Regions from separate parts of the Homo sapiens genome. Here region 1 is linked to region 2. A link is a loop called in an ENCODE intact Hi-C map of the cell type or tissue named here. Cell type or tissue: A673. All regions are shown on one strand. Each heading gives the region's core, and the rest is flanking DNA. Links, peaks and the distances in the headings are about the cores only.

Evidence for each region. Hi-C counts contacts between places; a loop is a spot of excess contacts. Peaks named below come from ENCODE experiments on the same cell type or tissue, not always from the same donor. Only the 100,000 strongest peaks of a DNase experiment are listed, where the experiment ranks them.
Region 1: it touches region 2 in a loop (4-fold over the local background); 2 of 110 quality-filtered maps call a loop at or near these places.

What each region holds. Positions count from the first base shown.
Region 1 is chr4:159,940,215-159,956,776 of GRCh38, reverse strand. All of the region lies in intron 2 of LOC107986324 (a long non-coding RNA gene), which reads right to left. Among named protein-coding and RNA genes, the nearest start is that of LINC02233, 170 kb to the right of the region's middle. RefSeq lists an enhancer at 5,485-6,151. In A673, for the core only: a CTCF peak has its summit at 9,592 (motif pointing left); DNase peaks (open chromatin) are centred at 9,576 and 11,966.
Region 2 is chr4:160,458,700-160,475,261 of GRCh38, reverse strand. No RefSeq gene overlaps it. Among named protein-coding and RNA genes, the nearest start is that of LINC02477, 52 kb to the left of the region's middle. RefSeq lists an enhancer at 10,954-11,123. In A673, for the core only: no CTCF peak of the experiment used is centred there; DNase peaks (open chromatin) are centred at 6,791 and 7,181; H3K4me3 peaks cover 228 bases.

The sequences.
Region 1 (16,562 bases), core at 5,554-13,553, 520 kb after region 2:
ATACTCTTAGAATTTAATACTATTATTATATAATAACTTTGTTCATCATAACAATAAGGAATACTAGATAATAAGATTTGTTTTGCTGATACATATTTCATGATTGAATATTCACTTAAAATTATTTTTATGAATTTCTGTACCTACCTTATCATCAAAAAATCTTTTGTGAATTCATTTCTGAAACATCCAATGTCAATGCAAACTGCAAATATTAACCATTTTTAAAACACCAATAACATGGACTTTGTATAACATACTATCTGTATTCCAGCACAGTTTGTGTTCATCTGAAGAGATTGATTTGGCTATTTATTAGAACAATGAGACATTCAAATGATTCTTGCATTTTAACTTCCCCAATCATGTGGAATCACGTGCCTCCCCCAGTCACATGAATAATTAATTCTAAATAAATGTTTATTATTTTTAGTTTATTAAAGTAAATTAACATCTTTCATGATTTAAAAAATTAAATTATACTAATTTATTTGAAGTTGAACCTTTTAAAATGTGCAAAAAATATAAACAGGAAAAGAAGATATAAAGCTTCCAGAAAACATAATAGATTGCATGGTATGTTTATTTCTGCTCCATCTCAAAACTTTACTGAGAACAGAGTAAAGGAATTAAAAAGTCCTAAATTTACAAGAACAAAGAAGAGAGTGCAAGATAAGACACTAGAAAAGTGATATCGGCTGGGCACGGTGGCTCACGCCTGTAATCTCAGCACTTTGGGAGGCCAAGGCGGGTGGATCACGAGGTCAGGAGTTTGAGACTAGCCTGGCCAGTATGGTGAAACCCCATCTCTACTAAAAATACAAAAATTAGCTGGCCGTGGTGGTGGCGCTGTAGCCCAGCTGCAGCCGGGTAGGGGGAGGAGAATCGCTTGAACCCGAGAGGTGGATGTTGCAGTGAGCCGAGATCCCGCCACTAGACTCCGTCTCAAAAAAAATAAAAGAAAAACAAAAGTGATATCAAGAAACTGAAAGTTAAAATGTGGATACAGAAGTGATGAAGGCCCTAATCACCTCTGAAGGCAGTCTTTTAAGTGCTACTAAATCCTAGAAAATGGTTTGAAAGTTTTTATAGGTAGTGGTTAGATGTCCAAGAAACCCTCATCTGTTCAATGCAGCCAGGCAGTTCTCCCTGTGCGTCACAACAGAAGACTAGAGGTTTACTCTCAAGAGAGCTTGAAGTAGACGGACTTGACTCTTGAGACAAAAAGCACAGCTGAAGGGGCTGGGGTTAGGTGGAATGCTGTGCTTTAAAAAAGTGGGATCAAGTGGAAATTGACCTACTACACAGTGAAACAATAGCCTGTCTTAACAAACTGACTCCGAGAATGGTGGGAGCCACATTGACAACATCGCTGGCAGAAAATCTAAAGAATCCTTTCTAGGGAAATGGACTAGCCTCAAACAAAAGATCAATGGATACCACATTTAGAAATCCCCCCCATCAAACTGGCAGGTTCCCTACTATAAAGTGCCTGAGACCACCAATCACCTGCATAAACAGAATTTTCAAACAGCATTTTAGTGCCTTGGGCTTAAGTAAAAACAGAAAAAAGGATTGACACAGATTTGAAAAGAGCCTTTGCCATTGTAAAAAAAAAAGAGACCAAAATAATATAAAAAATTTAAAATCCAGAGTAAACAGAAACTATTCAGGGAATGATAGAAAAGTAAGATCTTCAGATGTTATATATATTTATATGTAATATATATATATTTATATGATAGCATCGATTGCTATGTTTTTGTTTTAAATGAGAATATTTCCCCCCAAAATTCTTAGAAAACATTTGTCTCATAGCATTAATAAAAACTCAATAAAAGTTACAACACTTAAAATTTGAGGAAATTTCTCAGATATCGAAACAAGACAAAGATGTGGGGAAGGAATTGGAGAGAACATTTTTTTTTTTTTTAATTAGAAGACCTGTCAAGGAGGTTTCAATAAGAAGTTAGATGTTACAGTAAAGGAGAAGAGGAATTGCGGGAATGGGGAATTATCCAAGTAATTCTAAGGTTATTTCCTAGAACTGAAGATATGAACTGCCAGATTAAAATGACCAACACAATCAATGCGAGAAGAGGGAAGAACAAAAAAATCAAGAATTAGGATGTTATCAAACTACTTCATAGTATACTGCAACCAGAAGGCAGTGAGCAAAGTCTTTCAATTATGCTAGCAATCAAATGTGAAGATCGAATAAAGACTGTGAACCCAAAATATCTGCGATAGGTGTCAACCAATTTGGAAAGATTATTTTGTAAGGTTAAGGATGCACCCATGATACAACCTCAGGAGGTTCTGACAACATGAGCCCAAGGTGGTCAGGGTACAGCTTGCTTTCATACATATTAGGGAGACATTAGACATCAATCAATATGTATAAGATATACATCAGTTCAGTTCAGTCCTGTAAGGTGGGGCAACTCAAAGTGGAGCTGGGAGTGAACTCAAAGTGGGGTTGGGGGCGAGGACCGTGTTCCAGGTCATAGGTAGATAAGAGACAAAAGGACTCAAATATAGAAGTTCAGAGTCTTTCTCAGGTCATATTTAGATTGCTTTAAAAGTATCAAGGTTTTCTCTGCAACTAAAATTATTATCCTTTCCTGATTTTTAACATATTAAAGCAATATTTGTACCTTAGATGAAATGGTTTAGAATTAATTAGTGATAGGTACATAAACAATTTTAAAAAGAAAAAAAAGCCAATCAAAGAAAAATTGCATGGGATAAAAAAGCTGTAAAAGTTGTGACTCAGCTGTAAATATTTATAATCACTATAATGTGCACACCAAATATTGATTCAACCCAAAACATGATAAAATTCTTTTAGGAAGATGGAAGCAAGGGAAAAATGTAACAAAAAACAGATCAAAGACGGGAGCTATATTTTCATCTTTCATAGAAGGAAATCAGTAGAAATATTGGAATCAAATGTTACAAATGAAACTTTTAATCTTCATTTGGGCTGAGGTCCCCAAATAATATGCCCAATACTCCAAAATGTGGTTGAAAATAGGTTGCCAACACTTAGTTGAATATCTAACTGCAGTCCATAAATACAGTTGGAGAGTCAAGGAAATGAGTTGGGGGAAAAAGAGAGGCAAGGATTTGGGGAGAGGTTTAATGATAACTGTGAGTCCCATGACCTTCCCTATGTGAGGGGAGAAGTAGTGTTGCCCCTTTCCACTAGCATAGAGGAGAAAAAGCCAACCTTTGTGCAAGACAAGTCGTTCAGTCAGAAGACTGCCTACGCTCTCAGCGTTTGTCAGGATACACGATGCGTGGCTGGTTACTGCAGGACAGATGTGGCCCATAATTAGGGGTAGATATGTTAGATCCAGTCAGTTGCATCAGTTGAAAAACAATAGTCCCCAATAGAAAGGTAACTCTGAATTTCCAGGAACCGGTGGTGAGGGAATTTCGATCAGGACAGATGTCAAAAGCATCCACAAAATGATCTTACAAGAGAACAGGTCAATTTATGCCTTTCCCAGAGTGGAAGTATGCCATCTCATATTATTAATAGCCTAGAAAACTCCTCTCTCCTCTCATTTCCACCCCAAGATTTGACTTTCAAGGGTTAGCAAATGAAGGAGAAGCAGGATAGAATCCCATAGAAGTAGAAGTGGAGATCCAAGAATCCAATTCTCCTCCTTTGTGCAAAACTGTGCAAGCTGACAGCCTACCACAAATGTAGGCAGGAGGAGAAAAGCATGCATGCCTCGACATTAAATATTTTACCACTGTTTAGAATAGGCATATTAATTATTGAATGTACGGTTTATTTTTTTAACTAAAATTGACCAAACGATTATCCTAAACTTTATCTAAGATCAAGGAAAACACTAGCTCCACCAAGTAAATTTAAGAAAACTATAGGAGATGTTTTCATTCTTGCTGTCATCATATGACAGGAATTGGGCCTGTTGAAGGAAACTATTAGGTACAAAAACTGGAAAACCAAGAAATAGAAATATGAGCATATTATTTAGCTATATGGAGGTACATTCTAGAAGAAACCCTAGGGAAAAAAAAAAAAATGATTGCCTCTAGAAATAGGAATCAGGCATTGGAAGAGATGGGGACAGAGACTACTATTTTTGTTATTTTATTCAGTTGAAAATATTATTAGAATATATAATACTATATAATGATAAAGAATTTGTCATTTACCACTATTTATAAGTAGTAATTTAATAAAGATAAAAAAATTGAGAGCTAAATTTAAAAATATGGACTGTGTCTGGATCACAAGGAGCTACATGAAACTGAGTGGCTCCATCTACATTTCTAGTAAATTTCCAGGATATCGCATAGTGACTGTGACTAATGGTCTACTAGACACTAGAACTCAAATCCCAGCAAGAACATCAGAAGCCATGGGACCTTCGGCAAGTGGCCAGTTCTGTGGAATTCAGGTTTAATATTTGCAAAAAGATGGAGTGGGACTAAACAATGTCTCAAGTTTTTTCCGTTCTAACAAGTAAAGTTTTGTAATTACTCTGCCGTGGTTAGTGTTTCTAAATAGACTAGCACCTACCTTGATTCTGTCCCATTACTCTCTTTTATTTTCCATAGTGAAACTTAACATTATCTGAAATATTTTATGTGTGTATATTTATACTTAATATGTTCATTGCCTGCTTCCCCCCTTATGTAAGAGCTATGAGGGCAAGGATTAAATATCACTCATCTCATTTACCTTATTTGTCACTGGTATCTTATTTATCACTGTACTGTAAGGAAGTAGAATAATGCCTAAAACATACTAGGCATTCAATAAATATTTGTTGAATAAATACACAAATCTTCCATTTCACAACTGTATGACAATGCCACTGCATAACATCTAATCTTCTTTGCTTGAAACATTGATAATACAAGAAGACAGATTGTTTGTGACTGAAACTTTGTAAGTAATCAGACTGGAAAATGTAATGTATGCAGGTCTACATCCCATTCATTGTAGCCTTCTAACATAATGTCAATAACTTGATTGCAAAACATTTTTTCTTGACATAACTCAGTCCTGTGTACAATATTCTTACAAAAGAAAATTCAATTTTCACTATGGTTTTTGTGTTTAAGTTTCTCTTCCTTTGCATTCAGTTCCTCTGTGCCGCTGAAGAATTCTGTGAGCAACTCTGCTAAATGCTCAGAAGTTAGGCACTTCAGTTATTAGCGCTCAATTTCAATTCATAGCATTTATTAAGGAATAGGGAAGATGACTTTAATTTCATTATATTCTTTCAGCTGGGAATCAAATGAAAATGCTGTGGTTATCTTTGATGTTCTATGAAAGAACCTCATATTCCTGAGTGAATACAACTCAAAAAATCAAAAGTCTGTATCCTGGATATTTAACATTAATACTTGAATACCATTTAAACAAAATTGACCACATCAAAATGAATTAAGAATAAACCTATGTATGCCAGCCATCTACCCCTAGAGTTTTATGCAGCCATGATCAAATCATAAAGGGAAAAATCATGATTTGGAGATAAACTGCATGAATTCTCAGATCATTTCACATGACATTGGCCTTCATTATTTATCAAAGACCTGAATCATGCTCTTTGAGATGACTTTTTTCAAATGTTATATATATTTCTTGTTTGATTGAATTAAAACTACTCAAAGAAAGCTAAGAGTAAAGGACTTTTTTCTGATCAAATTATTTATACATTAAAATATTTAGACTCTTTTCCTTTCTTCCTTCCTTCCTTCTTTGAATAATATAGTCAAAAAGCCATCAGGGATCTTTCACTTCTATTCTTCATCTCTTTGTCCTGTGCCTCCCCCAGTACTATTGTTGGAGGCAGCTGAGAGCAAATTGAGGACCTTTGCAAAACAACAGCCATGCTGGGTTTTTGGCAGCAGCTCTGGGTGATCATTGAGATTGATTAACAATGTGGGTGTTGAGAAAATAAGCAAATGGAAGCCAAGTTCCTCATTGTCAGAAAAGGGAACTACAAGTATGGAAAAGATGCCAGAGTGAATTTTACGAATTTGGATTAGAACTGGAGGTATTGAAGTAAACTTGTGGCATTGGTATGAATTTAAGGTGTGAGTGAAAGAGAAGCATAGATGTAAATGTGTGTATATATATGTGTATGTACATATATGTTCACAGACACACACCACATATATATTATTTTTTTCAATTAACCCAACCAGTGGGACTAGAAGCAGTAAACTCAAGTGACAATAAGCACATCTAGCTTATAATATTTTGGTTTCTAAGACCACTCTCCACTAACAAGAACCAGGACTCCTTAAAGAAATGGCTGACGCAGAGACTGGTGCAAGAAAAATACAAATAAACATAGAACATATTGATGGGCTGGAAAATGATATTTTATCCTCACAGAATGAAGGGAAATGTCAAAAAATGACACAGAAACCAGTCTGAAGTGGCTTTACTAGCCAGATTTGCAGCAATTTTAGCAGCAAAATAAAAAATGATATTGTCAGTGTTTTATGTAAGTATAGAGTAATGGAGTTCAAAAACCACCACTTGGCAAAAATCATAGTAACAGCAATTTCAGTCAAGGATCCTCAGTGGATGCCACAACTAGTGGGTAAAAGTTTGATTAGGAAAGTGAAACTTACATACTTTCAAAGTGTCTTCTGATAAAATGATTCATTTTATCAAAGTAATGATTCATTACAAAAGAAAAATAGTAACTTTACCTTGAGGTATCACTTTAATCAAGAAATCAGAGTTAAAAATCACCAGTAATAAAATGAGAATATTGATATTATAACAACCTATAAGATAATATAGGATAAAGTATAATAAGAACGTAGCATCTCTTAGTTATATTCCTGCCAGATGCATAGAGATAGGTAAGTAGGAAGGAAGGGAGGGAGGGAAGGAGAAAATACAATAAAACATGTATGGTTAAATGTCATCAGTCGTGGAATCTGGGTTATAGGTATTCATCCTTCATACTATCCTTGCAAGTTTTCTGTAAGTTTAAAATTGTTTCAAAATAAAAAGTGAAAATGAAAATGTATAGATGAAAATTCTCCTTTAGAAAGTGACAAAATTGTTTCTATGTGATGGAAAACCAGCGAGTGACAGCTGCTTGGTAGCACCATGTTGGTGAGCACAATAGCACCTTGGTCATCATTTTCATGCATTTCTAGAGTAAGTTGTTAAGTTTACTTGAGCTTTACTACAAATGGGACCTTGAGTGAAATTATGGCCAAATAGAGAAAATTAGTAAAATGCTTACTGTCAGCAGGCCTGCTGGGAGTGGCATCTGTGCCTGTACATTAATTCTTTTACTCACTGCTGTAATATACCCTGCCTTGATGTTGATTACAAATGTGATTGCTTTGGAGAACATTATTTTGCATTTAGGTTCTCCTCAGAAATCAGGAGTTCAAGTACCTGGGAAAGTATAGATAGATATAATCTTTATATATTCCTGCCACTATTTCAAAAATACAACTAAACAAACTCTTCACCCACCCTATCATTTCCCTCATGCTTTGTCAATAGAAAGGCTGAGTTGCTGTACAAGCCTTCCCTTTCTACATGCTAAAAATCAGTAATAAAAATATATGAATGGGTTTATAATATGTATAAATATTTACCATGTAAGCATTATATGATAACAAATATATAGAAAATTATTCTGAGACAGACTTTCACCATACATCAACTCATATTAAAAATTACTACAACATTGATTACAATAATCAAGATTAAGACATCCTCTAAAGGTCCAAAATACATTCCTGGTAAAATTATTATTGTACATCTATATATTAGAATAATAGGTAGTTACTAAAATCATGTTTTAGAAGATAAATCAGAGATATTTAAAAAGATTTTCTGTATATTACAGGAAAGAAAACCAAAAGCAAATTAGGTAAACATGGTCAGTACAGGCCCATACATATATGAACTCACATATACAACCCTGCAAGTTGTTTTCTTTGAGTGATGGAATTATGGGTCACTCCTATTTTCTCATTTATAATTTTTGCATTTTCTGAATTTTCTGTTGTGAATTTGTCTTGCTGTTAAAATCAAAGGAATATCATTTTGCAAATGAAACATATAAATTTGAATGTGTTTCCTTTCTGTTAACCCAGGTATCATTATATTTCTTAGAAGCTTTTTACAGGCTGAAGGGAAATTGAGGTTGTATTTACTCCCAGAGGTAAAATCAACTCATTTTAGTTTCTATATTTGTATCAGGTTGACTTGAATGCCAAAAGAGATTAATGGATGGTTCTTTATCTATGGTTTTCCAGAACTGCCTCATTTTAGAAGCAAAGAGCAGTGTGAAGCATCCTTCCATTTTCTGCCCCTGCTCCATCAAAAACAGGTGGCTTTCTTAAAAATGTTCTGATTATGCCTTTCTTCACAAATATTCTCTATCAAAAACATTTGACTGACAATTAACTGCTTCTGATCATTTACCAATTTCTGTATGACCTTAGATTCAAAATAAATATCTTTGATTAAAATGACTCCAGTCCAGAAATCTCTTATTTAAATACCTGAATCAATGGGGAACACAGTGGTGTGTAGGATTTCAGATTATTATTTCACCATCCAAAAATCTGTCTTATATATGGAACAACACATCTAAATATTTAAAACATATTTGTTACTTGAAGTTTTATGATAATTAAATAAATTGAAATTTGGACAAGAATAAGAGAAGAAAATGAAATTGCACTGACCCCATTATATAAATTATAATCATGGTGTCATGAACCTTTCATTTATCTAACAAGAACTTATTAAATAGCTATTTTGTGCATAGTATTATAGTTCTCCACAAGGGAGAACAATGAAATATTTGAGGAGAACGATTTTTTTTATTTTTGCTGGTTAAATTTAGGGTGAAAGCCAAAATAGTGAAATAATTGCTTATAAATCAAAACAAAATAAGTCTTTCTTTACAAGGAAAGATAAACATTAAGTAGCACAAGATTATATTTAATTTAGCATACGCAATGCTAATCATTGTTTAGGGGTAAGCCTCATTCCTCCAGAGCCAAAAAGACCTGTAGATTATTTACTAAGTTAATCACGATGGTAACTGATAAAATGAGAAGAAAAACTATTATTTGTACTTGTTACATTGTTAGTGGTTTATGCACTCGCTCCAAATGTAATCACAGTTCCATAGCCTCCTAAATCCTAGAAGCAAGCTGTGGTCTACAATTCAAATAGATGAAGTTAATGAGTTGTGTCTTGAACCAATGAATAGAAAAAGAAAGAATTATTAGCATGTCACCATGATTGACCTGTTACTATTAGTGGAGAGGCTGAATTAACTCTAGGGTGACCTTGGCGATGTATCTACTTCCTTCCTAGAACATAATATAATGATTACCATGTCATTACCGTAATGCTGCTTTGTCATTATACAGAGACTATGGGGCATTTTTCAGTCATCAATAGAAGATGGGGTTAAAATGGGAGGGAAAAGATTCTCCTCAGAAATTTTCAAGGATAATTTTTTCCCATCAAGGAAAGCAAGTAGTTTGTAAGAAATCTGTTAATAATGCAAGAGGTTGCATAGCTCCATCTAGTGGTCAGGAACTAATTTACTGCATGAATCACCTAGTTAAGCACCTCTGTTTTTAAGACACACAGGATTTCAGCAATCATAGTTATCATCGTGTTCCTAGCTAGTACAATACAAGATAAACTTGTCATGTTAAGTAACGGTTAAATATTAGGCAAGTATGTGTCCATTTGGTAAATATTAAAATAATAGAAACATTCATTTCCAGAACTAAATTCATTTAGGAGTTATTTTGTTGACTTTATTTTAGACCTGACTTTTTGTTGCATAATTATTTCTATTAATACCATAAATTCAAATGGCATTTGGTAAAAATTTTGATAACAGAATCACATACACAGTTCTTCTTGATATTTCAGATATTAGTATTACCTCAGTCTTAAAAGTGGAATAAAATTTCAAAGGATGCTTATAACAAATTCTGGGTCTTGATCAAATTGGAATATTCATGATTATAATCCTTCTGTCAATTTTTTTCCTAAAAATAAGAATTTTGGGACCAAAATAAAATAGACCGAACATATTGGCAAGCATGATCCACTCATCCCCATCCTCATCACATATTCAAAAATTCAAGGATTCCAATTTTTAAGTTACTCATGTATCAATATTCTATAATGAAGATATTCTTTGAAAACTTGTTAATAGTCAGAAAATATTTTTAAGACATGCTATTGTTTTACTAAAAGAAAAAATATGAGTGAGTACAGAAAGTTACCGTAAGTTTTTATTTAGGCAGTAATGTGAGCTAAAGCATCTAGAGACCAGAAAGTAATCAGCCAAGAAGCACTGCATGTCCTTCAAGGGGTTATCAGGTATGGTGTCACTGATACAGTATCATGCAGTGTAGAAAGCAGAAGTAGTGTGCAACATACTAACCAGCTGCGAGGCTTCAACTGCTCAGAGATGCTACATCTGGCCTCTTAAGCAGTTTCACAGGCATCATCAATAAACCATAATCAGCATGTAATGGTTTGACAAGATCACCAACAAGAAGGACCTGGAAGCCAGCCAGTCCATCAGCACTGACAGGAGTTCACTGCGATTTAGTCCTCCTGAGCTGGACATGTTTAGAAAATGGATGACAATGAGAAGTACAAAGAGCAACTGTCAGGCAGACAGAAGTAAAGACCAACAGGAAAGGAAGTAAATGTGCCCTAATGCTTAATTGAACCCCTTAAACAAGGCTGAAGCACCCAGCCAGATTGTAGGTATGCAAAAATTCAATCAATAATTGTTTCTAGCCCATGCAAAGCAGATATACATTTCAATACGCAAAAGAGTCTTATGATGCACACTTCAAATCATAATCATTTGCCAAATCTAAGAATACAACAAAAAAATGACAGCTAAAATATTCATGGGTTAGTCTATTTAGAATTCAAGGAAAGAAAGTAACCCCTAACATTCACTAGTGGTAATCGTTATTAATTTTGATTCTATGCATCTTCCAAGAATATTCCCATGAGTTTTAATCAACTATGGTTTGAGACTTTTGAATCTCTTGTTAGCAAGAAACAAATGTGAATTTATGACTATCAAAAGAGACTATACCCATTATACTAAGAAGTGGAATTCCAAAGGTCAAAAGTAGAAAACATCTGGATTCTTTCAACTGCACTGTTGCTATGGGTAGTTCCATCCCTGGGTGAAACCAGGGCTCATCTCATGATTTCTAGTCTCTCTTCCACAGTAAAAATTCCTTTGATCATTTTCAGTCACAAGAAGGTCATAATGCTCTAATCAAAATATCCATATCTGTCAATCATAATCATAACAGAACTTTCCTCTTTCTTTAGCTTAGACCTGGGAATCACAGGGGAAGGGGAAGAGTTGTACTAAGAGAGGCACATGGCTGGCTTGACTCTCAAGGCTTAAGTGGGAACTCACTGGGGAATAAAGTTTGGAAAAGTGCTCCCTCCTCTCCCCTGCCCCAAGTGACACTGATGTAATCTCACAATACCTTTCTTCTACCTTATCTTCAGAATTATCCTTCAACCTCCTTGCCATTAGCTGAAACCTGGGCCTCTCCAGTGACAAGCCATCCTTTAATACCCTTGTCTACATTCTACTCTCAACTGCTTCCTCCAGATCACTGCTACCTCCTCCTTTTATTTAAAACTGTTTCATAATTCTCTACCACTCATTGTGGCTTTCAAATTGGTTATCTTCCAAAATTTAATTAGAATGTTGGCACATGGTTCAGATGTCCATGTAAATTACATATATAATGTCTGTTTCCCACAGTTCTTGATTTCCTTCTAATTGGCATTCACTTAATTTCTCCTCTGTACATCTATAGTTGCCATGCCAAGTTTGTCATCATTTAGAATTACTCCGCCTCTGAAATCTTACCCTATATTATCTTTCTCTCTTACTACAATGCCTATTATCCCAGTTCTTCTAGTCTCCATCTCCTACAATGTCTTGCTATTCAAGGGCCCTTAAACTTGCCTTTTTTTTCTCATTACCTACAAATTCCTGCTGTCCTCACTTTCTTTCCGCTTAGGCTAATCTTTTGCCAACACCCTTAATCCACTTGCATTTATGTCACACTCGACAAGTAAATCCCTCACCCAGAACAAATCTGCCTTTTCTGCTCCTGTAACGGAACTGTTTAAAATTGCCAAAGAAGCAGGAGGAAACTGAGAAGAAGAATGAGGAGAAAGAGATGAAGGAGATGAAGAGGGAAGTGAGGAGAAGTAGGAGGAAGAGGAGGAGGAGATGGAAGAGAGAAGGGAGAGGAGGCAGAAGGGAGGGGAAGGGAAAGAAAAAAGATGAGGAGAAGAGGAAAGAAAAAGAAAAGAAAAATCTTTCAAATTCAAAATTCGTACACATACATTTTCTCCATCATTCATCATCCTTCCTTAGTGTTCCCTCTTCCATTTTCTACAAAACTCTCTCAAATCTCTGCTATTATCCTCAAGCACCCCAATCGCCCACTCACTCAGTCACTCCCAACCAATGACCACGTCTACCATGACACAGAGAGGTTAAAAAATTCTGGTGAAATTGTGCAAAACTTAGTAATATCCATCCATAAAAAATTAGTTTTAGCCATACCCGTCCTTATATGCTTATATCCTTATATGCTTACCTCCTGTTTTATTTAATATTATAAATATACCAAAACTGTATTACTTAATTTCTATATCAGAGAACATTACAAGGAATACTTTATTTAAGTATGATAACTTACTTGAGAGAGGTGTCATTCATTTAACAAATTACTTAAGGTTGCACAGCTAAAAATCAAAGACAAATTGTAACAATTCTGGAAACTATTCCTTCAATTGCTGCAATATGATACCAGGAACATATCTCCACCCCAGTTCTCAATTCAATCTGCATCTGCCTCTTGAGGATGGAAACACCACCCTTGGTCCCCTCTTTCTTCTGTGTATGTGACTGCTTTGATCTTTTCCTCTTGGCAAAGAAACATGATCAGATTTTTCTCATTTTAAAGAAAGTCCTTAATCCCACCCGCTGTTCAATTTACTTCTTTATATCTTTCCTTTCTTTCAACCCTACTTCAGAGTCTCATTCTCTCCACTTCCATACTTACCATTAACTCATTACCACTGGTATTTATTGATGAATTCACCACAATTGTCCATACCTCATTCAATCTTTGTCTCATATGACTTCCTTTATTATCTGAGTTCCCCCTTCTCAAAACTCTCCTCCTTTTGTTTCTAAGACAATCTCCAGTTCATACCCTCATTGTTGTTGTTGTTATGGTCTGTGCTTCTCATTTTTCCTCTTGGACTCTCCTTCCTCTGTCCAAATCTTAAATATTAAAGTTGGAATCCCCACAATGCGAATCATAGCCCCCCATCTCCCTACTTTCTTTTTTATTCATGCTACTCAGTCTTCACAGGCTATATCATTAAATCCACTAAGGTGAACTAGTACCTGTATCCAGGTGACTCATAAACTTATATTCCAGCTCAGATTTTTCATCTGGTTCTAACCCATATATCTAATTCCCCATTAGACTTTTATACTTAGATATGTAAGTTACTCAAATGTGGCACATGCTAAAACATCATCTTGCCTCCCAGTATCTACCTTTTCACTTGTGTTCTATCACCTGGAGATCTTCTTGGAGGAAATAGAGAAATGGAACCAGAGATATGTTGGCAGGCAAATGAAAGCCAAAACTGTAAATGAGTATCATCATCACAAAGGCAAAAGTTTAAACTATGAAAAAGAAAAAGTGGATAGAGAGAAGGGAAACTTGAATACCTCATTAAAAAAATATCATCATGTTCTTATTGAGGCCAATATCTTTCTGGGTGAGATGGGGCAAGAAGCTTTGCAGTCAGTATAAACACTTAGAAGAGGCTCTATTCTTCAATAAAGTTACTGAATCATAAAATCAGTATTCCTTAAGAACCCTGTTTGATCTGATGAGTTCAGTGAATGTCTTTTGTGTTTATAGAAATATTCAAGAGTTTATCGTCGTTGTTTTTCTTCCTTGCTATGGTAAATTTTATATTTCTGCCCTTGCCCTTTCATAGCCTTCTGGATGCTCCATTCTGCTTATTTTCTAAATCATTCTGTGCCCACCTAACAGATTCTGTTCTTCTTTCCTTGTCCTTAATGGGTTAAAATCTAACATGCACAAACTACCTAATCTTCTAGGTTACAATATTCTGACAAAAATGGGAGAACTTGTTAATGCACAGGCAGAGGAAGCAAAGCGTAGCTAACACCATGAGGGTCACCAGAGAGCATATCAGACATAGAAAAAGCAACCAACATTTCCATTACTTTTCACATACTCGACTAGATCCTCATTTCTATGTTAGCTGCTATTTACTTGACAGCCCTTAAGAGCTCTTTGGGAGCCAGTGTGACTTCTCAAATAAATATGTATTTCAGTTTGTGTGCTTATCTATCTTGAGAACTCATTTTAATTACCCAGTAGACATTCACAATGTCTTCCCAGCTGTTACTGTCTATTATGTCCTGTAAATAAGCCTTTTGGCTCTTTTTAAAAATGCATCTTTGACCTAAAGATGATAAGGGTGCTCAAGCAGTTGTGACAATAGACAGTATAAGTCCTCCTCAGTTGGGAAATGAAATGGGTGGCTTCCCCAAAAATTATCCTGGTCTGCGACTTCCACACATGGCCACACACTGCTTAAGATTTTCATGAATTATATCCCTAAAGTACTTGAGATAAAATGCATGTAGCGTTGATGAGAATACCTCTATCAACATTGAATCCATATAGGAAAATGCTTGTTATTTAACTGATGCTTTAGGTCACTGAAAGGGAAAAAAGTATTAGAAGGAAAGAAAAATTAATCATTAAGTACTTTTGTGCTTATGTGTCATATCATGATATCATGCCCCCTTTGGCTATGGAAAGCACATTCTTACTGCATAAAACAAATGTTATTCCCCTATGATTTCAAAAATCTAACAATTCATTTGGCCCATCAAATGTGAAAAGCGTTCTATCAATATATTAATAAATGCAAGTATATAACAAATTACATTGTAATAGAGTCATTTGTATAACTAAAAAGATGACTTTCTTCTAATTTAGTTTCTTTTACCAATCTTTTTTAGACCCTCGAAAAGAAATTTGGATGTGGTTAGTTCCTTTTTTTTAAGCTTTTTTTTTCTCGACAAATCTCAAAAAGAGTTCTTTAAGAACTCTGATTATTCTCTGTTAGACTTCTTGTCCCTTCCAAGATTATATTTTTAAAACACAGAAGTCCATCTGAGAACATTTTTTTTCCACTTTGTAGCAAATAGAAATTTATCCTGCAACTCCCTACAGAAACCTGAGAGAAAATCAATGACCACTTTGACAAGAACAATGCCACTTTCTTTTGAGCGGGTCACCTAGTTCCTAGTAACCTATTCTCCCAGGACACTTTATTTGGAAAATCAGACCAATCACCCCTGAGCTTGCTTGATACTCTGTTTACACACAGTATACGAGAAGCCGTAAACTTCACAACTACTGGGAGGCTATTTCTCAGTGTACCTATTTCATAAGAGAATTATTATATTTGTCTGGTACAAAGAGCAGCAGCTGCTGTGACCATTCTCCATTTAGATTTATCTGTTAAATTGGAATCAATGAATGGAGTGAGGCATATTATTCTTTTTTGAGACAGGAGTCACTATAGGCTATTGTTTGGGAACATAGATTTTTAAAGTGAGACTAATGAAGTTTTGAATCCTGATTCCACCATTTACTGACTTTATAGCTTTGTATTCTTGGACATGGTACTTAAACCTCTGAACTTCAATCTCATCATTTGAGAAATACAAATAATACCAAAAAGGATGCTCTGTTCATTTATGTATTGATCCACCACTAAGAGTTGTATGTTCATTTACGTAGATGATGCTTTTAAAACTTTTAGCATATAGACCAGTAACTCGATAGTCCTCAGAAATAGTGAATTATTTTTGTTACTATTATTATAGTTATCTACTTTACTTAGAGAAAGAACCTATATATGTATATTTTTTAAAATCTTTAGTCCCTCTCCCTCTCCCTCTCCCTCTCCCCACGGTCTCCCTCTCTTTCCATGGTCTCCCTCTCATGCGGAACCGAAGCTGGACTGTACTGCTGCCATCTCGGCTCACTGCAACCTCCCTGCCTGATTCTCCTGCCTCAGCCTGCCGAGTGCCTGCGATTGCAGGCACGCGCCGCCACGCCTGACTGGTTTTGGTGGAGACGGGGTTTCACTGTGTTGGCCGGGCCGGTCTCCAGCCCCTAACCGCGAGTGATCCACCAGCCTCGGCTTCCCGAGGTGCCGGGATTGCAGACGGAGTCTCGTTCACTCAGTGCTCAATGGTGCCCAGGCTGGAGTGCAGTGGCGTGATCTCGGCTCGCTACAACCTACACCTCCCAGCCGCCTGCCTTGGCCTCCCAAAGTGCCGAGATTGCAGCCTCTGCCCGGCCGCCACCCCATCTGGGAAGTGAGGAGTGTCTCTGCCTGGCCG
Region 2 (16,562 bases), core at 3,430-11,429:
GCCATCACAGCCATAACTAGACTAGTGTTTGATAAAAACTGGGCACTATATTGACACTTAAAATTGACACAATTGACAAGTTGACACATAAAATTTGGCCATCACAATATGTCCAGCAAAATTTCTGAGTAGAACCTAGCACTTCAAATGACCATAACTACCAAAAATATACAAAATATATATACTGTTAAAATACATTTATATACAATAGTAATCATTTTAATTATAGTAAAAAAACAACATAATAATCCATCAATAAGGAAGTAAAAAGTAAGTTATAATGCACCCATACAGACCATACAAGATGGTCTGTTTGGATACTCCTCCTGCAGAGAAAAAAATTTAAAACCAGGATGCAACCATTTTTTAATCAATTTACAATTATTAGTTATCAAGGGAGTGACAAAGATGGAATATCATAACTTTTGGAAAAATAAAGGTGTTTTATGGATGCTAAATTTATTAGATATTTAGGCAAAGAAAGGAAGTTGACTTCCAATTCACATGTTTCACAATTTTAGATTGTAATGAACAATTACAATTCACATTGTAGATTTAAATATAAAAGTAAAATAATAACAATTATAGAAGATTACTCAAATTAATCTTCATGATCTTGAAGTCCAGAAAGTACTTACCTTAAAGGAAAACATTAATAAGTTAGACAATGCTAATATTAAGGATGACTGTTTATCAGAAGATGCACGTACGGTAAGAACTGGCAAACCACAGACTATGACAACACAATTGCAAACATTGGAATAAAGGGTTTTATATAGTAATACCATCTACAGAACAATATGAAAAAGTTAACTTAATAAATACTTTCACAAGAATTTTACAAGGCACTGTTCATATGGCCAAAGCCAAGAAAGTATATTCAAACTCATTAGCCACTAGGGAGATGCAAATAAAAATTACAAATGATACACTTCTAGAGAATTATCAGAATTGCTTTAATGAAAAACCTTGAGAATACCAGTTAGCGAGGAAGTGAAATAACTGACTTTTACACATGGCTGGTGTTAATGTGAACAGTGAAAAAAAAAGGTTGAGTTGTATGAAAAGTTTTAAAATGTTAAGATTTAAAATGTTAATATATATGGCAACTTAAACATATATTCTTTTTTGTGTGATTTCATACTTCAATAATGTACTTATTCAAACATGAGAATCAAAACAAAATAGAAATCAGTTCTATGTGGGATGATAGAGAAAAACTGTACTTTATCAAAAAAATAAAATGTATAAGAATAGGTATTATATGGTCTCATTTGTGTATGTAAAATTGATAGCCCTTTCCTGAAAGGAAATATAAGGAAATTGTTAGTATTTCGATAGTAGAAACATGGATGGTATTTTAATTCTATAAATTTCTATTTGAACACTCTACTATGTATGCAAATTACTTTATATCAAAACAAATTTTAAAAAGAGGGCTCTATATTGGTAATATTAATTTAAATGTTTCACAATATAAAATAATTGTCAACAAAAAGAAATTGTAAAAATGCACAATTAAAAATGAGATCACTTTAGTTGTTGTAAGAGAAGTGCAATAGCAATACTTCCAAATTCTTTATTAGTGTTTTATGCATTAATTAATTTTTAATATTTTTCTTATTTAGGTAAACATTTCATAAAAGTCATACTAGCTACTTCTGTTATATATAAAGCATATTTTATTAGGAAAAATCCTTGCGTTTTAACAAATGCTTAACATAAGCAATGTATTATGTTATTGAGGTCTAAATCTCGCATTTATCACATCTGTGTACGATAACATTATGTGAGGTACTTAAACTATCAATTTGCCACCTATAATATCCCTTGTGTGAATTTTGTAGGTATTAATTGATTGCTATTTTTAAAGCATCCTTAGACACTTCATATTGAACATTTCAGAAATTCAATTTTTATTTATGTTATTTTTTTTTAATTTCCTAGATACAGGTAGATAGAATTTAAGTAACATTAGGATAAGGACAATTTAAAAGTAAATGTGTAAAATGTGAATGTTGCCACACAGTGAACAATGGGAACAATGCACTTGGAAGATTTTTGTTAATTTTTCTGAATTTTTTTTCTTTACATTAATTTTCTTCCCTATATTGTAGGGGTCGGAAGTCTTAGGATTATGCTCTTCTGACTTTCTTCTATCTAATGTTCTAGATGTAGCTTACAATTTATCAGTGATATATACATATAAAAGAATTAGAAGACAGTGATACATGATGTGGATTTTGACAGATGTGGAGGTGTTTTGTAGCTGTCTGTCCTGCCAGCCATCTTCTTCTTGCCTGCACGTGGAGGTAGCTGCAATTTCCTGGGAAACTGACCATGGCTAGTCTCCAGCCCATAGCTGTGGCAGTTAATATGAAAGCCAAGGTGTTTTGTTTTGTTTTTTTTTTTTTCCCCACTCCTCTAGCATTTTCAATGCTGTTGTGGGAAAATATGTATAATGGTTTCTGTTTTACGAACTAGGCCATGACTGGCAAAGTATTTCTGAAATGATTTTTATACTCCTTGAATGTATTTTCCTGGTCCAGGACATAGTTGCACCTGACCATATTTGAAGTAATTCTAGTTCATTAAATCATCTGACATTATACTATTATTTATTTTCTGTGTCTAACATCCCATATCCAAAATATCAGGCTTTTGGGGGAAAGTAGAGATAACATGAACTTCTATTCAATCCCAGATAAAATGATTTTTTAATAATCATGTATTAACTTTTTATCTTTAAAATTTATTTTTTTCTTAAAGTCTTGCATGTGACTATTGAAACAACTGTCTTACTTTGCCTAGAATTTCTCTGTTATGACCTCTTATTTCTACTTAAATTCATATGTTGCTTTTTATATTGTAGTCCTGTCATTGGCAAACAACAGATTTGGTTTTTATTTAAAAATAATGAAGACTTTATTGGGAAATTCTAATCCATCTACATTTGTTGTAATTATTTTGTAATACATTTAACAATGGCAATATATTTAACTTGTAATATAATTATAATTAAATTGCAATGTAATTAATTATAGTATATTTAACCATCTATTTTGACAGGTTTCTACCTTATTCATCTAGTGATTCCATATAATCTGATGATTTATAACTAAAATTAAAGTTTTGTGTTCTCAACTCATCTATTAGGCAGCAATGAAAAGAAAAATAATTACAGAGATTTTAAATTTGAAATCATATCTCCTTCGCAGGAATGGCAAGGATGTCACACTGGTGGACTAAGCCTATTGTGTAGCCTTCTAGAAGCTGTTGATTGTGAAATTTAAAAGGATGTTCCTTTACCTTTATTTGCTCTGCCTTTTGAGTATAGGCTCTGTTCATTTTTCTTTAGTGTCATAGCTTGCTTGGGCATTGAGGAGGATTCTCCGTCTCAGACATGTAAAGCATTTTGCAATGCACTTTTTTTTTTTTTTTTGAGATGAAGTCCCACTCTGTGGCCCAGGCTGGAGTGCAGTGGCATGATCTCGGCTCACTGCAACCTCTGCCTCCCAGGTTCAAGCAATTCTCCTGCCTCAGCCTTCCCAGCAGCTGGGACTACAGGCACACGCCACTACACCCAACTAATTTTTGTATTTTTAGTAGAGACGGGGTTTCACCATATTTGCCAGGCTGGTCTCGAGCTCCTGACCTTGTGATCTACCTGCCTCGGACTCCCAAACTGCTGGGATTACAGGCATGAGCCACCATGCCTGGCTGCAATGCACTTTTTTAGTATGAGTTTGAGGGCCAAGGAATAAGATCATGATATAAAAACTAAAATTTACTAACCATCAGGCCTTAGGAGTGCCAAACTAACCATTTGGCACTACTTCACCTCAATTATTTGTATGTGGGTACGTGGAGAGTAAGGCCATTTTATGTAAGCATAACTGTAGACAAGTATTTTTATTAATACATGGCCTTTAAGCTTTAGAGTTCTTGTTTTAACAGTGGGTTCCTGTGCTTGTCCTAACCTCTACTTAATGGTCACTGCCTTGAGAAAATTTGAAACAGCATGCTTAGTTGGAGAGGCACCTTCAGCACTCACTAAATTAATATATTTTTTGTTGAGCACTTACCCTCTTCCAGATACGTTTACAGGTAATAGAAATAGAGCACCAAAGAAAAGAGAAAACATACTGTTCTTATGAAGCTTATAATACAGTAGAGGAAAATTTGCAATAAAATTTAAGCAAGTAACATACATTTTGTCAGATAGCAAAACATGTTATAAAGAAAAATAAAGGAGTTGAAATAAGGAATGTTTGTGCAAGGGGCCTGTAATCTAAAATGCACATTTAAAGATGGAGCCCTGAGTTACTCCAGTGTGTTTAGGGAGAAGGGCAAGAACTAGCAATCAAATGATAACGCGACGTTACCTGAGAAATAATAGGAGAAAAATTAGGATAGTATGGTATCTGGAATTCAAGAGAGTAAAGTGTCCCAAGCAGCTGTAGGAGAAAAAAGAACTGATTCTGCCACGTTTATGAGATAAGAGGAGATCACGGAGAGTATCAAGTATGAGCAATTCTTTCCAGATGTTTACCATAAGGGCAACACAGACAGGGGCTTACCTGGTGGGAGAAGTGGGGTCAACAGAGTTTATGAAAATGGAAGAAATGATAGAATTTCTCTTTTTCTGATGAGAATGACAAAGCAGAACTTGATAATGCATAAGATAATAAAATTAATGCCGCTCTGTCATTGGGTAGATGAGAAAGGATAAGATCAATTACACAATTTGAAAATTAGACCACAGGTAGAATGAGTATAGGCACAAAATCATAGTATCAGAAGAAAGATGAGTATATCCATGCATCAGGGAGACAGGGTTGAGTGTGTGTAAGATGTATTTTGTGATTTCTTCAATATTAGTTAAATAGGGCACCAATGGCTGGGCATGGTGGCTCATATCTGTCATCTCAGCATTTTGGGAGGCTGAGGTGGATGGGTCACTTGAGCCCAGGAGTTCAAGACTGGCCTGTGCAACATGGCAAAACCTTGTCTCTTACAAACAATACAAAAATTAACCTGTGTAGGGGCACATGCCTGTAGTCCTAGCTGCTGGGGAGGCTGAGGTGGGAGGATCGCTCGAGCCTGGGAGGCAGAGATTGCAGTGAGCCATGATTGCACCACTGCACTCCAGCCCCAGTGACAGAGCCAGACTCTGTCTCAAAAAAAAAAAAAAATCAAACAACATAAAAAAATTGGGGCACCAATTCCTGAACTGAAAGCAAGGAACAGGGAGAATATTCAGGGAGATTGAAGAAAGATAAGGAGATACAGAACATTCTAAGAGAGTAGGGGAGAGTAGGAAAGTGAAGGGATTAGGGAAATGTAGAATCATTGCCAGGCAGATTTTAGAGTCCATTTTCTATGTAGTGTCATGGATTTCAAGTGAGACCAGTTAGCTCAGCAAATAACTGATAACAGCTACCAGGTTAATAAAAGGGACTGATGTGTAAATATCCAGAGTAAGATGCTTACGCAGGGATACAGATGCAGTCTGGTTTACAGAGGACTGCATCAAGCCAACTGGGCAGAAAACAGTCTGAACTGCAGAGTGTATCAGACAACAGTCAGTTTATGGGGCAACTTCAAGAAGTGTTCAGTTCTTATCCCAGTCTGTGGCATCATCACCATTTGTGCATATTTGAATAAAAACCTGATGATGCCGTGGTAGCCATATATCAACTTGGTTCAGTAGTTCTGTAAATCCAATTTGCCTAATCATATATATGTACTTATTTTCTTATACCCTAAATTCACATTGATTACTTGTGTATCTTTTGTTTATGCATCTTTCTGTCATTCATACTTACGACAATCATGATACCCTCACATAAATATACAAGGTTTTTTTTAGGTATATTAAGTCCCACACTTGTTTATGCTTTATTCTATATTTAAACTGATTCTGTTTTTACCCCTAGTTCTTTCATTCTATATCATCTTTTCTATATCATAGTTGTCTTTTAATTATGAAATATTTGAGGTAACAGTTACAGAGGACAAGATAGTGAATAGATATACTCTCACACATTATAAAAATAGAATATTAATACAGTTTAAACAACTCCTGCTCATATGCCCTTTCCTCTATGCAAGGTTATCACCATCATACTCTTAATGATTATAATATTTATGTTTTGATATGTTAAGAAAATGTTAACTTGTACATATTATAGTTAAACAACATATGTTAAAACAAGTTCAGTATACATACACTATGCAATCATTTATCTCCATTGTTTAGGATGATTTCAGACTTTATGTGATTTAAAATTTTTTTGCATTCTTTTCTTATCTCTCTCCTAACACACACACACACACACACACACACACACACACGCACTCACACACCCCAGTGTGCTGTGAAGGTTAATTCCAGCAGTCCCGGACTTACTCTGAACTTATTGCCAAAGTTCTTGTATGTCACTAACACTGGTAAAGTCATGGAACATACTGATGTATAGTATTTCTTTGGAATCATGGATACAAGGAATTTCAGCTTGTCAGCATTATTGATTGAACAGCAAGTAATATGGTTTGGCTCTGTGTCCCCACTCAGATCTCATCTCAAATTGTTATCTCCACGCGTTAAGAGAGGGAGGTAATTGGATCATGAGGGCAGTTTCTCCTATGCTGTTCTCGTGATAGTGAGTGAGTTCTCATGAGATCTGATGGTTTTATAAGCGTCTGGCATTTCCCCTGCTTGCTCTTCTCTCTCCTGTCACCATGTGGAGAAGATTCTTGCTTCCCCTTTGCCTTCTGCTTAAATTGTAAGTTTTCTGAGACCTCCCTCAGCGAGGTGGAACTGTGAGTCAATTAAACCTCTCCTTTATAAATTACGCAGTCTCTGGCAGTTCTTTACAGCAGTGTGAAAACAGACTGAAATAGTAAGATTGATAATGCCATCCAGAAGACTTTGCCATTAAGCTGGTCTATATCAAAGGTATGCCTGCGTGCCCAGTATGGTGCAACAAACCCTGACCGAGGCTCCATGTTGTTGACATTTTGTTCACGCTTCAGTGGTTTCTAATCTAAGATTTTATATATATATATATATATATATATATATATATCCTCCTTATTGAGGGCAGAAAATAGGATATGAGCTGGAGCCTGGCATCTTCAGATCCCTTGCTGTGAGACAGCTTTGTGCTGTGATATAAACCTTTAATTTAATTATTGTTTGAACATTGTATCCTTTCCTGTAGTAGACTATAGATTTCTAGGCATGGTCATTTGGGACCTCATAAGTTTTCTTTAGCAATTGAATCCTGTCAACCTACCCCTGTGCACCTAATAGTATTATATTTGTAAAACCAATTCACGTGGACAGATAGAGCACTAATTGCTTCATATTTTCTGCCTCTATATTTCCATTGCAGAAAAATACTACTACTTATTTTTTATTACCTTATTGATAAATATTTAGGTTGTATTTTATACAAAAACAATGCCTCAATTAGCATTCTAGTATATGCCTCTTCCTGTATACATATAGGAATGGAGCTATTAGGTCATAGGACATAACTCCAATTTCATAAATTTTGCTAGACTGCCAAACTCATATCAATTTATAAATCCAGAAGCAGTATATAAATGTTCTCATTCTTCACATCTTAGAAAACATTTTGCACTTTTGACTGTTACATGCTGGGCAACTTGTGAAATGGTCATTGAATTAATACTGTGATTTTCATGAATTACTAGTAAGCATCCTTTTATTTATTTATTGGTCATAAGTATTTCCTCTTCTGTGAATTACTTTTTCATACTTCTTACTTATTTTTAAAATTTTGGTTATTTATTTTTCTTATTGATTTGTACAATATATTTATGTAGTCTTTATATCGACTCTGTTTTTCACATATACAGCAAATCTCTCTAAATCTGGGGTTTCATGTTTTTACTTTTTATTTTATATTTTGATAAATTTTTAACATAGTCTGTGTTGTAAATTTTGCATTTTTTTCTGATTATGTTGTGCCTTGTTTAAGAAATACCTGGATAAACTGATATCTGAGGGCTAGTTTCCTATATGCCCTTCCAAATTCTAAAATTTTAGGGTTTCACATGTATATTTTTAATCCATCTGTAATTAACTTTAGTTATAGTGTGAAGCAGAAGTTAAATTTTTCCATATTCATAATAAATTTTATCAGATTCTTTTCATGGCACTTATCCTGAAAGATATAAATCATCCTAATATAGTTTATGTTAAAATATATGTGCATTTCTGACATTACACCCCATTTGGTAATGATTTTTGGTTATATTTATAGATCTAACTTGAGTTTTCAAATTTTACATCTATATCATAATTGAGATTGCCCTATACTTTTTATGTTGTATTCACATTTTCATAGAATTTTGGTTTCATAATTTAGCCATTTATTTAAAAAATTGATGAATAATTTTTCTTATTTATTCTCTGGAAGAATGTGAGTGAGTTTAAGACTTTTTATTCTCTGAATGTTGGTAAGACTAGTTAGTACAATTATCTAAGGCAGGTGCTTTTGTTGTAGAAAAAATTTAAATTATTAATTTATTTTATGGTTCTAGAAATATCTTAGATTTTCTATTTAGTCCTTAGTCTTTCTGAGGAGAATATTCATTTATCTTGGTTTTTGAATATGTAACACAGAATTTTTCACAGAATTTCGTTGGCTTCAAGTCCTTCACTTAACACTAGTACACCTGATCTTTCTGAAGTATCCTGTGGACTTTGGCTGAGCACGGTGGCTCACACCTGTAATCCCAGCACTTTGGGAGGCCGAGGTGTGCAGATCACGAGTTTGGGAGATCAAGACCATCCTGGCCAACATGATGAAATCCCGTCTCTACTAAAAATACAAAAATTAGCCAGGCATGGTGGCATGCACCTGTAATCCCAGCTACTCGGGAGGCTGAGACCGGAGAATCGCTTTAACCCGGGAGGTGGAGGTTGCAGTGAGCCAAGATCACGCCACTGCACTCCAGCCTGGGCAACAGAGCAAGATTCTATAAAAAAAAAAATATACAAGAAAGACAGAAGGACAATATTCATAAAAAAAATTGCACCTGTAGTAACATGAGTCCTTACTGATTAAGAACCAAATGGAAAACCCCTCTAGCAATGACAAAATCACTTAGAATATATAGAGTCACCATATACAAAAATTTATGTTTGCATGAAAGATGTAACAATTTTAACTTGCATATGATTAGTAAAATCATCTGACATAGATCAAGAAAAGTAATACATAATTGTGATAAAAAATATAAATAGATAAGAGTTATATTAATGGAAAATACACTCTTGTATTCTAATTATTTAAGAGAATCCTGGCCTTTTATCTGTAGAATATAAATTGTGGTATTTGTTTGCCCCATATTTCAAATAATCTGATGAATATATATAGAAGGTTGACTAGATTCAGCTTCATTTTGGGGGGGTCAAAATATGTGGTTCAATGTACTTCCTATTGTTACATCAAACAAAATATCTGATTGACTTAGTTTCAATAGTGTTAAGATTGCTCAAGTTTTTAGCCTGATCTATTTATCATAATTCTCCCATTAATCTTTACCTAATTATTTCATCATCATTGATGATAATTGCCTTCATTCATTATTACATAAAATGCAGCAAGATGGTGATTTAAAAATTTTATTGTTTCCTCTATATTTATTAACTGAAATTGCTCTGCATTAGTCTCTATATTTTTCAATATGTCATTTAGTTGCTTTTGTTATGTGAATTCTAAATACTTCTGCTTCTCATTTAGGAGTGTTTCTAGTGAAGACAATAAAATCCAATTGACTGAAGTGAAAATGAAATGTATCACCTCCTGAAAACAACATAAAAAGAGTACCTCAGGGTCAGCTTTATTCAGTGCTTACGCGATATTCTCAAGGTTTATTCCTGGACTGAATTTTTGTGTAAATTCGATTTTTTGAGACTTCACTTCTGTGCTACTAACATAGAGAAGTTCATATTTCTATTTCATTCTGCCTAATGTAAAACTTTGTTTACCAGTAGTTCTAAAGGAAGTTCTAAAATTACTTTTTTCTTTGGCTCTGATTGACATTTTTGGGGTAACGTATTTATCCTCTAATATTGGTGTACTCATTACCTATGAGTGTAGACTTGGTTAGTCATTATTAAAGTTTAGTGTGCTTGATAAAACACAGGTTGCTGTACCTCAACCTATAGTTTTGGCTTAGCTGTCTGGGATAAGACCAAAGAATGTGCATTTCTGGCAAGTTCCCAATATTCAAACTTTGAGAACTACTCGTCTTACTCTTGTACTACACCCCTGAATGCCATGATCATCTTGATCATGTAGGCTTTCATGGGTCACTTGCTCCATCTTTACTCAATATCTTTGCTCAAATATCATCTTTTCAATCAGTATATGTTAATCACCCTATTTAAAATTTCAGCATGCATCCCACAATTCCTAATGATCTTATCACCCTTCTCTTTTTATTTAAACTGTACCATTAATGTATATATGTATGTTGTTCATTATCTCTGTTATCCCTTCATACTCACTTAAATTAGTTGTATAAGCTCATGATGGCAGGAATTTGTTTGTTGTTTGCTTTTAATGCTCCCCAGCACCTAGAGCACTGCCTGGCAAATGTGACATACAAAGCCATGTGTTAAGTGGAGGAATGAGTAGATTGCTTACGATGAAGAATGACCCCTCCAAAGCTTAATCAGAATGCAATCTCCATAAGTCTGAAAAAGGATGGTTGTTAGGCCCTTACAAAATAAATACATCCCAGCTGGACCTACATTATCAGCTTTTTATCTCAGCAAATAAGAGTGAGTGCTGAATGTCTTCTGGTTTGTAGTGTTAATTAAAAATACAAAGTGAACAAAAGTTATTTTGTATATCATATTTGACTATTTTGTACTGTCCTTTTTTTAAAAAATCAATGACATCGATTTTGTATACAATCTGTGTCCTTTTCTGCCTTCCATAAGTAAAATCCCTAAACACACACTTTAGTCCTTTGATTTTCTTTATGTGCGTGTGAATTTTCACAGACTGTGCTCCATATTGGTGTCTCTGGTTTTGACAGAGACAAGAAGTGGAGAAATCCTGGGAGGGTAGGTCTTTGGTAAAGGTGAGGGCCCCACCCTCAAGCTGAAAATCCTGATACCATGGCCCAAAGTGAGAAGTTATATCCCTGTTTTGCCACTCAAATGGTGCCTTTTCCAAAACCACCCCTGGCAAACCCCAGCCAACATCCTGTGCTCATAAAAACCCCAGGTTCAGCCAGCGGAGAAAAGAGAAGCAGCTGGACAATGGAGACTACAGTTGAATGTCGGAGAGGAGTGGCTTGACTTCAGAGGGACAGCTTGATGGCATAGCTTGAGAAAGAAATCCAACCAGAAAGGGCCAGACTTCAGGGAAAGATTACCTTCCTGCTCCATGCCCCTTTTTAGCTCCCCTTCCCACTGAGAGCCACTTTCATGGACAATAAAATCCCCTACATTTACTATCTTCAATTCGTTTGTGTGACCTCATTTCTCCTGGACTCCGAACAAAAACTTTGGTGCCATGAGTGGAGGTGCAAAAGGCTGTCACATTGACCCTCCACTAAGCTGTTAACACTTGAGCCATCCATAGACAACAGAAAAGAGTAGTGTAACACTTCTTCTGGGGCCTCAGGGGTCATGGACAACCCACCTAGATGCTGCCTCAGGGCCAGTACGGAGTTCACTCCTGCTGGTGCCCAAAAGCACTCGCCCTGGCTCCTGCGCCCACTCACCTATGTGCTCCCCATCCCGTGAGGAGTGGAGCACAGCAGGTCCCAGTGAGTGGAATTTGCCCCTGCCAGCACTGAAGAGGCCAGCGATTTCCAGCGACCTTGCTCTCCAGTTCCCACCTGGTTCAGTTTCATACAACTTCATTCTATTTCTTGTTGCTTATTTTTTATGCAATATAATTTTTGTTTATTTCCAGCTATTTCTTTCCTTAGATTTTCGTTCTTTTTTTGGTTATCCTATGATCCTTTTATTTCTTAGTACTTCTTAGTGTACTATATTTATCCAACTGTTTCATATACTTTAAAACTTATTTTATTTAAATAAATTTTCACTTAGAACTTTCTTCTATTTCTTAGAATAATATAATTTTCTAACATGCATTTTCCATGTGTAGAGAATAATAGAAGATGAAGAATTTAGAATAGAGACTAAACAATGACATTTCTGAGATGATAAAAAAATATATTTTTGGAATTAAAAGAAGGGCAGCATAGTTTGAGCATATTGAGCCTGAGATATAGTTGCATATGTAGGAAGTAGCCAAACAGTGTATACTGCTGTAGGACTTTTATATCTGGTATTTGATTCCCTTCCTCACAAATGCCAATTACAATGACCAAATATGTTTTTAATACATTGAAATAGTGATAGAAAAAAAGATATAAAGAAAGTGGGCCAGAAATATTGTGAATTTTAAATAGTGCAAAGAATCAAAATGATAATTTCATGATATGCTATAGAATTGAAAACTAATGTTAATATTAATGCAAATAGAAAAGACCTTAACAAAGAGTCTTTATTAATAATTATTAAGGGGAAATATTTTAATAGAACCACAATTTTTCCTGAGATAGACTAAAAATCCAAAAGGTACATTTATGTATATTTAATATTATGTATGATATATAGACAAGTAAATAAATGAATAAATATAGGGTCTACTAGCAATATCTTATAATGTTGTGAGGTTTCCAAGTCCCTGTGTTTGTTTTCTTGAAACAACCACTAAGCTCCTTAAAGAAAAGGCTAACTTCAAAGTTTTTTCAGAGAGGATAAGCTTACAGCAGTGTTTCAATACCCCCAAGGACACATAACATTACTACATAGCTCTTCTGAAGAATTGTGCACAACTCCAAGTTGACTTAAGGAAGAAAGCCAACGTTTTCAACACAGACTAACCCCATCATGCTATTGCTTCAGTTCCTTCTTCATCTTTGGGCTGGAACCCTTGTTTACTGATGCTCCCTGGAGAACCATAAGCTCTCACATCTCCATGCACTCTCACTACTTATAGCAGATAAAGATAATCATGGTCTCTTAGCAGTCTGCATAATACATGTATGTAGGGGTAATGTTTATTTTTGATTCTTATCGTATCAAATGATTATGGCTCATGTTAATTTGCAAATGATTTCCAAGCACTAGCCATGCTCTTTCTAAGAATATATACTTGGAAATCAGACATTCTTCCCTTTCCTAAGAATTCTCCTTATTTTAATGTTCTTCCAGTTTTAATGTAAAAGGAATTTTAGTACAGAAGCATGATATAATTTATCCAGGAAAAAAGATGAAGTTATATTTATTAATTCAACAAAAATTAATGTCAAGCCACTATATATTGAACAGGGTTTCATAGCTCAGAATAAACAGATGAAATTCCTGTTCTCAGGAAAATTACAAAATATTGTGAATACAAGTGTTACAGTCAGAAGTATCAAAAGAAAAAGAACAAATAGGACATATAGATGTAGATATATCTCCTAAGATATATCTATCTATATCTATATATTCATATCTAGAGTGATTTATTTTAGAGAACTGTCTCATACCATTGTGAGGCTAGCAAGTCTTAAATCTGTAGGGCAGGCCAGCAGGCAGGCTGAAAATTTAGGAGGAAATTGATATTCCAGTCTTAAGTCTAAATTCTACAGGGTAGCAGGCTGGAAACTCAAGCAGACTTTCTATGTCATGGTCTTGAAGAGCTCTCTTCTTAGAGAAATCTCCATATTGTCTACTGATCTAAATGTTAATCACATTTTAAAGCAAAATCAAAAACAAACACTCACAGCAACATATAGATTGCTGTTTGACCAAACAACCAGGCACCATAGCCTACCCAAGTTGACACATAAAATTAACCATCTCAGCAAGGAATGTGGAGATTTGGGGGATTACAGAGAAAAAAAAGAATGGTGATTCTAGATAAATTACAATACTAAATGAGCATTGTTTTAATAGGAGAGGAAGACAAACTGGCCTGAGAAAAGCTAAAGGCAAGGGATGGAATTTTGTTTTACTTTATCACCAGTGACAGCCATAGATAGCATACAGCACAGAGTAGACACTCAGCTTGTGAAATAAAATATCAAAACTTTCTCAAAGATATATTTGATTTGTCTAAGGGAGTCTTTGGCAATAATGTAAACTTGCTACTTCAATGAATTTGGTTTAGGACGTCAATTCTTTTCTGAAACATTTAAAAATAAATGAATATTTAGGAAAATGTGATCATCTTCCCACTATAATCTGCACCATACAGTAGAATGCCTGCCACTTTGGGAGACTGCATTATATTATTTGAAAATTTAGCTGTTATGATTATATGTCTGGACAATATGAGATGCCAAATGAAAGGTACTTCATTAAAATGAACCACTAATACAAATTTTCTATAAAGCAATACATATATTCTCATGGTAATGGGCATTTGGTGTGTATCAGTAAAACTATCATTCACATGCAACCTCTGTCTCTTTCTTTTTCTCTGTTTTTGGAAACTAAGTCTCCCAAGTAACATCTGTGAAAAATAATAAGCTTAGAAGAACACTATCAATCTGTCCGTGCCTCACTTTATTTTAGAGTGTCTATCAGAGCTTCTGACCTTAGAATAAAGAATAATAAAGCAAGTCATAACCTTAATGTATTTTTAAAAGATTGTGTATGCTTCTCTTATGAACTCTTTGCTTATAATGCCACTATATTCATTTATTCACACCACAAATATTTATGAAATGTCTATCATGTGCCAGACACAACAATGAAAAAAATACTCAAAATTCCCTGATTTCATGGAGCTTAGGTTCTAATTGGAGAGGGTGAGAAACATTATCAATAAAAAATAAAATTCATGATATGTCATGAATGCCAGATGATAGTAAACTCTAGAGAGAAAATGAATACAGGGGTGGCCTAATAAAGTACCAGGGAGTTGTGTTTAAATAAGATGGTCATAGAAAGATATGCAGGAATATCTAAGATCATCTAGAGGAAGATTATTTCAGCCAGAAAATAAAATAAGGTTTGCAAAGGCGTTGAGGAAGATGCATACCTGACATGCCTGTAGTTTGAACACAGTGAGTGAGGGCATGAGGAGAGAGAACTTTAGCTGGAGAGGAAGTGAGAGAAGTAGCAGGTCAGAGGAAGAAATGAAGATAAATTGAAGTATTGAAAGTGTTCAAAAGGATTTTATGAGGAAAAGATACTTTTATATACTACTTTTATGAGGAAAAGATAAGAATCTATCAGTGGATTTTGAAGTATATTTGCCCCCCCTCAGAAAATGAAATAAAATAATGATTGTTGTACGCTACTTAATTTTCTTATACCATCTACGTAAATATCTTGCTGCATACATAGTTAATATTTACAAAAAAGGAGTGATGAGTTATGGGAAAAGGAAATATTTATTAAGCACCAAGTATATACACAGTATGAAATTACATATTGGAACATTATCATCTTAATCTGTAACAAAATTATAGTCAAATTATTATCTCCATTTCACAGATTGGGGTGGTTCAGAGAAAGAATGTAAATTGAATGAAAAGAATGTAAAAGAATGAAAAGAATGTAAAAGAATGAAAAACTTGGAGCTGGGATTGAAGTCCAAGCACATCTGATTCACTCTCAATTTAGGTTCATAGAGGAACTTATATTCACTCTACCACAGACCAACATTTTTGAGGACTAAGGTAGAAAATTATATTTATTTATCTACTATTTTATACATATATTCATTATTTGTTGGTGACTCATATATAACTACATTGTTTGATGGAGGGGTAGAATATAAAGATGTTTAGGATATAATTCTTTACTCTGGGAGTTTTTAATGTAAAGCAAATGGCTTTTTCAACAAATCTTATTGAGATTATTCTATATGTTAGCACTATACTAGAGACTGTGAATACAAAAATAGATGAAATGTAGTCATAGCTCATGGAGCTCATGGTTTGTTGACCCAGTTTAAACAAACAAACTACCAAGCTATAGGAGAAGAGCTAATAGTCTGTTTACATGTGGTATGAGACTTCTGTAGGGATTTCCAGAGAAAACTAAAATGAAATAATCTATTTTATTTGTTCTGGTTGAATAATTCCATTAACTCTGCAACATTTAACAACATAATTTAACATACAACAAGCATCTTAAGATATTAAGTTTATATTATGTGCTGTTCTGGCATAAACAGTAACATTCAAAAATTAACATTCAATAATCTGACTTCTGATTTTTAGCTCCAAAATGTGAAGAATTTGTAAGTCATTATTCCTTTTCTCACAAAACAGATAGTTAAACAAACTGAAAATAAATGTTTCTTAGATCCATCAGGGAGTTAAGGTTACATAGCAAACCTCCATTCTTACAGCTAGAGAGATAGACAAGTACAGAGAAACACAGCCTACATCAGTTCACTGGGAGCCATAAACTGGAAGGAACACTGAAAGCTAATTGATGAATTGCTGCAGAATGACTGTGAATAGCTTGATAGTTAAATGTTCCT